2 separate regions of the Homo sapiens genome follow, and region 1 is linked to region 2. Evidence: chromatin contacts called from ENCODE Hi-C or POLR2A ChIA-PET data. All regions are on one chromosome and are shown on one strand. The core of a region is the stretch at or near the end of the contact, and the rest is flanking DNA. Distances in the headings are between cores, read along the strand shown. Region 1 has its middle 20 kb from the start of SLC1A3-AS1. Region 2 overlaps SLC1A3-AS1 (SLC1A3 antisense RNA 1).

Region 1 (2,750 bases), core at 149-2,648, 54 kb after region 2:
GTATCCTTTTAAAATATCATTACCCAGAGCTTTCATTCTGAAGCACTTCCCATATATTATTTTAGGTGTCTGTGCCAGCCCATAAGTGTGCATAAATGGCAGTTTCTAGTGCACACCGTGGTTTTTAGATTGCAGTTTTTGAGTTGATTCCAAGAATTTTACTCTTAAGAAGCCCAAATAGCACTGCAGACAAATGTATTTTTTGAAATAGTAGAAAAACTAACAGTTCAGAATTTTTGGACTAAGTAGCTGATAGAGAACAGGTTGGTAACAGGAGACTGGTGTAGACTCATAGACTCATACCCTTCTTGCTGAGCCATCCTCACCCTGTGGCTTGGCCTAATTGATTTTCTAGGATCTTTAACCACGTCTAGGCTGCGGATACACCTTGCATGGTGGCATGACTACATTGATGGAGTTAGAGCTGAGATCCACATTCCTATTTCTCATTTCCTGTCCAGCTGCCTTTGATGGATTTTCCTTAATCACCTGGACCCTCACAGCTCTGCCACTTTCCTTGCTAGTTCGGATTAGTTTGATGTTTATGTGTCTGTAATAATGGAAACAATAAAAACCACCAACCTCCCTGCTATTCTTCAGGTGCTTTACATACACATTATCATTTAACGTGCAGTTTAGTGCTGTGCTTACAGCATGGACTTTGGAACTAGACCACTTTGTTTCCAATCCTGGCCCTACCACTCATCAGCTTGTGTGACCGTGGGCACATTCATTAACATCTCTAGGACTCAGCCCTTCCATCTCCCTCTCCCACAAGCCCTGCTCTGGACACCAGACTCCCCACCACAGGGAGCCTCCTGAGATACAGATCACTGTTACTAGGGGAGGACAACCTTATGCTTCCGTCCACAGTATCACATTTCTGATGACGACTAACTATCACCCAGAACAGATCCAGTGAAATGGCAATTTAAAAAGTACTTCTTTATAAAGTTGCTGCGAGGATCATATGTTTAGAAGGGTCCCGGTAACGTAGCCAATGCCACATAGGTGTATGACCTCTTCCCTATCTTTTGAGGTAGGTGTGAGACTACGGTGCTCAGAAAAGTGGAACGACTTTGGGCAACTTGGGAACAACTTGCCCAAAGTCACACACTTGATCAGAGGCAGAGGTAGGATATGGAACCGGATCAAGTCCAACCGTGGACTTTCCACCCTGCTGCGCCGTCTCAAGTTTGTCCCTGATTGGTTCTGAATCCCTGGCGCCCATTCTCATCCCGCCCATCCGAAGATAAAACAATCTTCCTCCCGCGCCCCGCTGCTTCCCGGGAGCTCCCAGGAACTCTAGAGAAAACAGGAAAACTGAAAAGTGCGCTCTGCCTGCTGTGCCAGGCATGTCCCTCAGGGGGAGCCAACAAGGCTTTATTTCGTCCCGGCAGCTGGCCCCTGGGCACGGCCCCCAGCCCGGCGTCCCAGTTCCAGCCGCGCTGCAGGGGCGCGAGGGTGCCCGGCTCGCAGGTGTCCGCGCGCACCGCAGGGCTGCCCGAGTGCGGCTGGCGGAATCCCTCCCCAGCTGGGGAGGAAGGCAGTTGTTTTCTTCCTGGTGGAACGTTCCACTTGAAACTGTTCCACAAGGGCTGTTCTCGCCTCCGACTCCGGGAGGAACTGTAATTAACACAGCAACAAACGCCCACGACGCTAACTGGCAAAGGGAGTGTAACACGAGCCGCTGCTACAACCGAACTGGGCCAATTGCTTTCCCTTCTTGCCTCCCATTTGGTCTGTTTTGGTTCCGCAGTCATCCAACTGTAGCGTTTCTTAAAACATGTCAGTGGCTGGTGTTTGTGTTTTGGGTTGAACAGTTTCACACACGTCGCTGGAGCCCGTGCTCGACCAGCTGCTGTGCTGGGGATTTGCTTTCTGCGGCTTTGGGAGTGTCAGGTAGCAAAACGAAGAGAGTAGTCGACTAGAACGGTGGCGGGGAGGAGGAGGAGGGATTGTCTGCAGTGGAGTCGGGAGCCTCCTCCGGACCAGGACAGGTAAAACCGGTCTGCCAGGTCTCAGGGGGAGCGGGTGGAGACGTCCCACCTCACCTGGCTGCGCTCCGACTCAGGCTCAGCCGGCAGGTTCTGGGGCAATGGGGGAAGGGAGAGGGGCCGGGCCCTTGTGGGTCCCGCACGCACACAGTACTCAGGGGCCAGCCAGGTGCCATCCCAGGTGGCCCAGCTTGGGGTGGGCAGCCAGGGTTGGGGCAGGGGTGCGTCCTGAGTTCTTTACCTTTGAAAGGTCTGATTTCCAATGCTGCCCTTACACATACCCTTGCTCCTGCCGAGTTTAGTCCGTGGCTTCACTGGGGAACTTGTTACATGGAGATTCACGGGCCCTGCCGGAGACCCAGTGAGGCAGAATCTGCCCTTTAACAAGATCCTCAGGTGATCTGCAGACACGTTAAAGTTTAGGAAGCACTGACTGCCTTATGACATATTATACTTTCTTCTAACGTCTTTCTATCAATTTCCCATCGTGTCAACACACTACCTTAGAAAATTGCAGAACAGGCAGTGGCTTTTAGAGAACTGTAACTGCTCTCAGCTAAATGTCTGCCCCGTTTGATGCTTAGTAGTAGCTCTCTGCTAATTACTGCTAAGGGGTAGAGTGGGGAGAGGCACAGCCAGCAGGACTATACAGTCCAACCCAGGAAAGCTCAGAGACTAGATGGGGAACCCAAATCCAAACAAGAAGAATGATGTAACTCTACAAGGTAAGAATATACAAGGCAGAAATGACTA
Region 2 (2,733 bases), core at 173-2,672:
TGCAGACATAAGAAGCAGGTCATCTGCCTGTGGGAGGTCTGTGGAAAGCCCCTTATGGTTAAGGGAAGTGCCTCTCAGCCAGAGTATGACAAAGAGGGTGGAGAAGCAGGCCTTAGATCCCAACATGTGGTAGTCACACATGTGCTCACAAATGGAACTATGAAAAATATGCAGGTTCACAGCTTTTTTTTTTTTTTTTAAGATACAGGGTCTCACTCTGTGATTATGGCTCACTGCAGCCTCGAACTCCTGGGCTCAAGCGATCCTCAGCCTCCCGAGTATCTAGGACCATAGGCTCACACCACCACGCCCAGGCTAATTTTTATTTTTATTTTTTGTAGAGACAGGATCTCGCTATGTTGCTCAGGCTGGTCTCAAACTCCTGGCCTCAAGCCATCCTTCTGCCTCAGCCTCCCAAAGTGCTGGGATTACAGGAGTGAGCCGCTGCACCCAGCCTCTGGCTGACATTTTTTAAAATGTTTCTTATAAGTTATTACATTTAACAAAATATTTAAATCCTACCCTCAGAAGTTAGGAGTCTATGTCCTCCTGTATCCACATTCATCCTGGTACCACCACTGTCCCTTCCCACCCAAGCAAAATTCTCCTTTTCAAGAGAAAAAATCTCACTTTACCTCACTATACCTATAAGTAAAGGCATAGAAAAAAAAGTAAAATCCTTGACTCATCTACACAGTGTTGAAAACAGAAGTGTGAGTTCTGTTAGCTGAACGGGCCTGGAGGAAGCGTGGCGGGAAGGCTGGATCCCCGCCGCAGGGGCTGCGGGGCTGTGGCTGCCTGCGGGCTGGGCAGGGCCGGGCGCACGCCCTCCTTCCGGGTGGCCGCGGGCCCCGACCCCAGGCTGCCGTCAGTCGAGCGGCCTCCGCAGCGGCCGCGCTTCCCCTTCTCCCACCCGGGTGGTCCCAGAACTGGAGCAACAATGGCCGGCTCTGTGTGGCCGCGTCCTGGGGCCAAAGCAGTCGGGACGTGTCACGCCGAGGGAGGGCTCCGAATGAATACGCTGACAATAAGAAGGAAGGGAGAGCGAGGGAGGTGATGGGCAGCGTCCTAGAGGGAAAGCGGGAGATGAGAAATCTACGAGATCCGCGAGGCGGCGTCCGGGGAGCGAGCCTCATAGTGGCCACCAGGGGGAATGCGGAGCTCACCTTGGGCCGCTTCCGCGGGGAGCTCTAAAGGGAGCTGGGGCACTTCCTCTTAGAGATCTCACTTGGGTAACATCGAATTCCAAGTCTGCAGTGCCGAGAGGGAGCAATCTGTGAAAGCCATCAAGTCAGGTTTAAAATTCCTCAGTGCCCCCATGTCACTTTTCCCTCTGTTCACCCTGCTTCTTCAATAGCCTCCCCAGAGGACCCCCTTCCTTTCTGGGTATCCTGTTTTGTCTCCCTTGTGCCTCATCTCCCTTCTCTCCCATCTCCTCTTCCGGATTCTCATCTCCCTCTTCTGTCACTTACATGTTTTGCAGCTACAGACAGGTACTCAGAAGGTGGCATGGTAACGGTTTCCTGCAGGTCATGTCTCATCGTGCCCACAAAACTGCTGTCTCAACCTTCAATTTTGAAACATTCACAGCATGCTGAATTCCACATATAAGTAGGGTTGTCAGATAAAATACAAGACACACAGTTAAATTTGAATTTCGGGTAAATAACAATGTTTTAGTATGAGTATTAAATAACAATGTGGTGGTGTAAGTATGCAAAATACTGCATGGGGCATCCTGTAATTTTATGTGTTAATCTGGCAACCCTCTAGACACTTGAAATGTGGAACTCAGAACAATTTGTATTTGCTTCAATGAAGCTGATATTATAGGTGAAAGAGGTTGCTTGGAGTGGGGGGATCTTCATTATAAAATAATCACCCCCATTTTGAATTTTTCTCTGAAAGCAAAAACATGCTTTAAAAAGCAATTTAGATCTAACATCTCCTACTATTAATTGTTCTGGTGACATTATCACTTATTATGTGCTTGTAAATCTTGTGGCCATAGTTAAAAAGCTTGATGAATCACCTTTAGGATTTCACAAAACTGTCTTGAATAAATTAAGCAATACCTCAGTTATCCATAGTTGAGATATTTAAGACTGACATCTGCTTTTGTTTTCTTCCCTCTCCTATTTTCTTCTTTCCTTCTCTCACTCCTTACTTCTACCCTCCCCACTGCCCCAACATAAAATATTTTCTGTAATCCATTACAGGGCTGAAAATTTTGGCATTCACATATTGTTCTCCAAAGACGGACACATTTTTTTCATTTGGGGAGCACCTATTAGAAAAGCACCCATTTTTTTTCATATTGTGCTATTCAAAGTTGATTATTTTCCAGTCTCTGTAAAGTTGAGAATGAGGCATTTTTCAGTCTCTTCAGGGAACTCCAGCCTCCATGAATGGGAATCATTCCCAAAAAAAACCCCTTTTTAAGCCAAGTCTGAAGGATATGAAAAAACAGGACCCAACTGACACCGCACAAGGGGAACAAAATCAAATCATAAACTCTTTCCAATAATGACATATGCAAAATCATGTAAAGATGGTAGTGAGTGTCCTAGAAGATGGTGTCAGATGACAACTTTTTTATTTCTTTTCCAACTCTTAGCTTCAGAGGATCATAAGTCCTGGAAGCAGCCAGCCAGGAGCTTCCAGACATAGCTGTCACAGGGGAAAATAAAGACCATTTGGAAGTCAGCTCAGCCCTGCACAATGAACTGATGA

The links. A loop is a pair of places that touch in the nucleus more often than their neighbours do. ChIA-PET counts read pairs that join two places held with the same protein, here RNA polymerase II (POLR2A). Pooled maps may share reads with other maps.
Region 1: a pooled map shows a loop between it and region 2 (2.4-fold over the local background). The contact joins two enhancer-like sites. A Hi-C loop is called at or near these places in 1 of 168 maps with a recorded cell type or tissue (psoas muscle) and 2 of 50 pooled maps. POLR2A ChIA-PET finds 5 or more read pairs at or near these places in 4 of 52 experiments (OCI-LY7, WTC11, activated B cell and 1 more).

Annotation. Positions count from the first base shown.
Region 1 is chr5:36,743,398-36,746,147 of GRCh38, forward strand. No RefSeq gene overlaps it. Among named protein-coding and RNA genes, the nearest start is that of SLC1A3-AS1, 20 kb to the left of the region's middle. RefSeq lists a silencer at 1,321-1,410. Within about 2 kb of position 1,399, at least 24 of the 41 ENCODE cell types and tissues checked have a DNase peak (open chromatin) inside an H3K27ac peak, as active enhancers do; they include psoas muscle, where a contact is called at or near this core.
Region 2 is chr5:36,689,374-36,692,106 of GRCh38, forward strand. The region is part of intron 1 of SLC1A3-AS1 (SLC1A3 antisense RNA 1); the gene reads right to left. Among named protein-coding and RNA genes, the nearest start is that of SLC1A3-AS1, 34 kb to the right of the region's middle. RefSeq lists an enhancer at 37-266 and a silencer at 722-921. Within about 2 kb of position 1,423, at least 26 of the 41 ENCODE cell types and tissues checked have a DNase peak (open chromatin) inside an H3K27ac peak, as active enhancers do; they include psoas muscle, where a contact is called at or near this core.